Regions from separate parts of the Mus musculus genome. Here region 2 is linked to region 1. Evidence: chromatin contacts called from ENCODE Hi-C or POLR2A ChIA-PET data. All regions are on one chromosome and are shown on one strand. Each heading gives the region's core, a stretch centred on a gene start or an enhancer-like site at or near the end of the contact. The rest is flanking DNA. Distances are from core to core; before and after follow the strand shown. Region 1 holds the start of Zcchc2 (zinc finger, CCHC domain containing 2). Region 2 holds the start of Kdsr (3-ketodihydrosphingosine reductase).

Region 1 (2,700 bases), core at 152-2,651:
TAGCTTTCACTTACTTTTATCAATATAAAATGTGCTGAGTAATTCTCCATCTCTCGGTTTTATCACGGAAGCTGATTTAGGGTTCAATTCAGTCTTATCCTAAATGATAAAGCCGCAGAGTTTGTGAGATAAAGGCGATTCTATACACTCTGTAGATGTCCCAACACTCTCAACGAGGGTTAGTGTGGCTTTTAATTTTCTCACGCTCCTACTTTGGTTATGTGGTATAAGTTCTTTATTTAAAACTGTCGGAAATTTTAAAAAGCAAACACACAAAGAAACTACTATTATGGACCCTCAAATAATAATAATAATAATAATAATAATAATAATAATAATAATCCTGTTTCCCCCGCCCCTGGGCACAAGATTTATATTTATTTACAATCATGGACTGACAAACAGCATGCCAAGAACTCTTGACCGGCAGTCAGGCTCCAGCACAAATGAGACAGGATGGTCCTGATGGCTCTGAGAGCAATCATGGCCCCTTGGGTTGGTTTGGTTTTTAAATTGATTTTTATGGTTGGGCTATACATATCACTGAAAGAGTCATAGGGAGGGCGGTGTCTACAAAACTTAAAAATGTAATATCGCTTAAAAACTTAAAACCCTGACAAGACAGTAACTTATTAAATTGTTTAAAAGAGTTACAGGAAATTCACACCAGCTCAAGAATTCCAAATGTTCACGGATAGGAACTAAAACGTAGGCAATAAGTGATTGCGCAAACCATAGATTTGGGGCAGGAGGGCGTCCTTAAACTTAACCTTGCAAGCCAGATGCAACCATTAGGCCAAGCACCCCCAGCAACAGGGTCCCCTCAGCCGGATACCCGGCCCAAAGCAGCACCTTGCAGCCAGCCTGAGCAAGGGCGCTCGCCGCCCAAAACCACTCTACATCCCGACCTAACTCCTGGATCTTCGTCCCAGCGTTCACACCAACGGTCCAGGTGAAGTTTTAGAATATGGTAATCTCCCGTGGCTGACTTTGGCGGAGTTCACGAGGCGGCAGGGGCTGGGAACCCACTTGGCGTGATCCAGGGCGGTGGCTGACGCGAAGATGGTCTGCAGCCACGGCACGGTCAGATCTCTCAAGAAAAACTAAGTCGATGTCCCTCCTCCCACGCGAACCTCGCCCACTTCTGCCGCTCCGGGCCAAGCTCACCTCGCCGTGGTCCGAAAGTCCCAAACCCACGTCCTCAGTCTGCTGGAACCCATCAAGCATTAGGACCGCGCGGGATGTGCCAGAGCCTTGCAGCATAGCAGGAGGTGGGCGTGGCTTCTCAGAGAGGGCGGCTCCCGGCGGGGAGGGGGGGGCAAACGAGAAGCTCGCGTCACGCCAGATCTAAACGTTGATTGGCTGGAGTGCGGTGCGCGGAGCCCGCCAGCGTCTCCGCCCAGCCCCGCTGCTCCTCCTCCTCCTCGCCAAGCCGCTCTGCCAGCGCCGGCTCGAGAGGGAACGGCTCAGGCCGTCACCGCCAGCCCCGTGCGGACGCGGAAAGGCGGAAGGAGGACGCGCTCGTCGACTTGCTCCTCCCGCACCGGACTCCCCAGCGGGCACAGAGCCCAGGGGAGGAGCCGTCGCGGTCACGCCCCGCCTCCCGCCGGGACGAAGCTGCCGGCCGGCCACCGCCCCCCGTCCCCGGTCGGCGAGACCCGCCCCCGGCCCGCCCCGGCGGCATGGAGGGGCAACGTTCTTGACGGCCGTGCCGCCGCCCGGGCGCTCGGCTCCTCCCGCCGCCCCCGCTCCCTCGCTCGCATGTCCGCACCGCCTTAGCTGAGGATGCTGAGGATGAAGCTGCCACCGAAGTCGACGCACCCCAGCGAGCCGCCGCCCGACGCGGAGGAGCCCGAGGCGGACGCGCGGCCGGGCGCAAAGGCTCCGCTGCGCCGCCGCCGCGACTGCCGCCCGCCGCCGCCGCCCACGGGCCTGCCGCGGGGACCCCCGCCGCCGCCGTCGCCGCCCCGGGGGCTCGAGCCGCCTGTTGCTAGCGGGCCGACGGCGGGCGCGGGCATGCCGGGCGGCGGCGGGCACGCGGCGGCGCTGCGCGAACAGGAGCGGGTGTATGAGTGGTTCGGGCTGGTGCTGGGCTCGGCGCAGCGCCTTGAGTTCATGTGCGGGCTGCTGGACCTGTGCAACCCGCTGGAGCTGCGCTTTCTCGGCTCGTGCCTGGAGGACTTGGCGCGCAAGGACTACCACTACCTGCGCGACTCGGAGGCGAAGGCCAACGGCCTCTCGGACCCAGGGTCGCTGGCCGATTTCCGAGAGCCCGCCGTGCGCTCGCGCCTCATCGTATACCTAGCGCTGCTGGGCTCGGAGAACAGAGAGGCCGCTGGCCGCCTGCACCGCCTCCTGCCCCAGGTGGACGCGGTGCTCAGAAGCCTGCGCGCGACTCGAGCCGAGGGCTCGCGGGGCAGCGTGGAGGACGAGCCGAGTGGCGATGGCGAGCAGGACGCGGAGAAGGACGGCCCCGGCCCGGAAGGCAGTGGCTGCGCCAAGCTCGGGACTGGAGGCGGGCTCGGCTTCAGGGCCCAAGAGGAACTGCTGCTGCTGTTCACCATGGCTTCGCTGCACCCGGCTTTCTCCTTCCACCAGCGGGTCACCCTGAGGGAGCACCTGGAGAGGCTCCGCAGCGCACTCCGGGTGGAGCCGGAGGACGCGGAGGTGGAGCCCAGCAACTTTGCGGGCTCCAGGGCC
Region 2 (2,700 bases), core at 25-2,524, 770 kb after region 1:
GTAAACTTTGGCTTTTTCTAATAACTCTTTCCACATCATGCATAGCAGCAGCTGGGAATAAATCAGTAATTTTACAAAAGACAAATTAATGGAAACACATGTTGTCATCCAGAAATTCTTGTTTGGGATAAATCATACTAAGATAACCACTCTATCCTGTAACAACGCAGTGGGGACTTACTTGGATGCACTCATGTAAGTCACCTAAGGGCACCAAGGAGATTCGTGCTGCCGGTTTGGATACTAGCTGTCCTTATTCGCAACTCCTCGCCTCACTGTGCCTCGGGTTTTGGGTCTATATAGGACACCGAGGAGAAATGCCAGAGTTGAGGCTCTGAGCTGTGGGGGCGGGGTGGAGGCATAGCCAAGCCTGCACATAGGAACGTGCGAGCTTCCGGACTTTAACAAACCAAACCACTCATATCTCCTTCCATCTTAAGCTTCTAATCAAGCTGGTTAGCTCTTCCTTCTGACGCCAGAAAGGACTGCACTTGAGCAGTACTCAGCAGACCCTGGCTGAGTTCAGAGACAAGCCTGCTGGCCAAACCTGCCAGGCCACCCCTCAGGTGTATCACTTCCTAGAAGCCTCTGGGGGCTCTTTGTCACTTGCACACGACACCCTACAGTCTCAGCTGCCTGGGCCAGCCCCAGAGGCCCAGACCCCCTCCTTGCTGTGGGCTCCTTAGGATTCCCTGGCTGTGGCTACTCCCATCCGGGTTTGCGCCCTTATCCTGCTAGTCACCGACTGCCGTGTCCTTGGCAAAGTTTCTCAGTCTCTCTGTTGACTCATTGGGGAAACTGAAGATCCAAACAGTGGCAGACAGGGATGCTCCGGGGATCAGCGAGCAGCAGAGCCCCTGAGTCCTGGAAACTAGGCTGGCGCCTTCTCCACGACACTGCCCTGTAGCCCGGCGCCTTGGAGGGCGGGTTCCTGAGGTCCGACAGGGCAGGGCAATGCCGGGGCTAAGGCAGTAGGTAACCCGCCCCACTCAACCGTTCCTTTCCGGGACCGTGGTCTCGTTGGCCCAAGCCGGCCAAGCAGTCCTGGGCAAGCTCAGCAACAGGAGGCCACTCACCACTACGTGCGCGCCGGGCAGCGCGAGGGGCTTGGGACTGATGAGCGGCGACACCATGTAGAGGAGCAGCACGAAGGCCACGAGGCCGGCAGCGGCCAACAGCAACATCTCTGCCGAGCGACTACTGGGAGATCACATGCACCAGCAGCCGGGAGTGTTTGGGTTTGCGAGCGAGGGCGGGACGGCGGCGAAGGGAAGAGGAGGAGCCTGGGCGGGGCGGTCTCCGCTGTCGGACTAGCTCCTGGGCCCGCGCCCCCTTCAGCTTCAGGCTGCGGCTGCGCAGGCTGTGCGTGCGTAGGCTCCGGGTACTTGGCCTCCCCGTTGGCCCGCCCGCCAACGTCGTGGGAGGCTTGCAAACGGTGGCTTTTGGATCCACGGATTTTGTTCTGTGCCTAAGTCCTGGTATTCTTCTTTGAAATCACAGATTCCAGTTCGTGTATTTATGGCTCACTCAGAAAATGGTCACCGCTCCCTTTCGCTTTGAGCGTTGACTTGGATTTCTGATAATTGAATTTCGCTGAAAACTGTACATACATCCTGTAACCAAAGCAGATGCAAACGCGGAGGCGCGGGGAGCCACCGTTGTAGAGATTTAATTCCAACATCTGGTCCACCGACTTAAAATAGTTTTAGTTTAGTGTCTAAACTATCGCCACAGTCTTTTGTCGCCCTACACAGCAACCCTATAGTCATTAACAGTCACAGTTCAGTTTCTCTCTCTCTCTCTCTGTATAGCCCTGGCTGTCCTGGAACTCACTTTGTAGACCAGGCTGGCCACGAACTCAGAAATCCACCTGCCTCTGCCTCCCGAGTGCTGGGATTAAACGCGTGCACCACAACGCCCAGCTCATTTTCTCTTAAATGGTGCAGTTATAGGCAATCACAAAGCTCTCTGGACTTGTCTATTCATACAAGTGGAGTTCTAATAATATGCCCTCTGCAGTGCCTAGCTTCTTTGACTTAGCATACTAAGATTCTTCCATACTGTACCTATCAGTATTTAATTTCTTTTTATTGTTGATAATATCCTAGTGTAGGCTAGATTATTTTTTCACTCATCACTTTTTGATCAAAACAATAACAAAAGAAAAAAAAAGCTACTGGATCCAAAAGGAAGGAAGGTCTTTTGCTAGAAAGCTTTAAGTCCTGTGCTAGATCCCTCTGGCCCCACAAGGTAGGTTGTCCTCTGACCTCTACTAGTATGTCTTGGCGTTCACCATCACACTCACTGAATACATTTTTGGTAAGGTCATGTATGGCCAGCCTCCTTTAAACAAAGCCATTCCTATTAAACCTCCCCAAAGCAAAGAAAGAACTTACTTTCTGGATTAGGATGATATAAAGCTAACATCTAGCCTTTGGCCAAAGCTCATTTGAGCAAAACAAACCTCCAACACTTGGAGGGTTCACTGGGTAGCCAGAGATTTTAAACTCTATTTCTCAATATAGCTGGCTATCCATATTGTATTATAATCGTAACAAAGAACAACCTGTGCTATTGTGTCACAGTAAGGTATTAAATCCCAAATCTATGTACTTTCACATATAAGCTTTTGAGTGTGCATGCTTTGGCTCTCTCATCGCTGGCCCTCAAGCCACTCTGCAACAGCATTTGAAGGGCTCT

What was found. Hi-C counts contacts between places; a loop is a spot of excess contacts on that map. ChIA-PET counts read pairs that join two places held with the same protein, here RNA polymerase II (POLR2A).
Region 2: a loop to region 1 is called in a map of heart, with 3 times the contacts of the local background. The contact joins the promoter of Kdsr here to the promoter of Zcchc2 in region 1. A Hi-C loop is called at or near these places in 2 of 37 maps with a recorded cell type or tissue (both heart). POLR2A ChIA-PET finds 5 or more read pairs at or near these places in 1 of 5 experiments (embryonic stem cell).

What each region holds. Positions count from the first base shown.
Region 1 is chr1:105,989,005-105,991,704 of GRCm38, forward strand. Zcchc2 (zinc finger, CCHC domain containing 2) reads left to right here and starts at 1,402. Exons shown (of 14, transcript NM_001122676.1): 1 at 1,402-2,700. The coding sequence starts at 1,786. Gm7160 (predicted gene 7160) reads right to left here and starts at 1,278. Exons shown (of 3, transcript NR_151625.1): 1 at 1,168-1,278; 2 at 15-99.
Region 2 is chr1:106,758,468-106,761,167 of GRCm38, forward strand. Kdsr (3-ketodihydrosphingosine reductase) reads right to left here and starts at 1,275. Exons shown (of 10, transcript NM_027534.2): 1 at 1,077-1,275. The coding sequence starts at 1,184.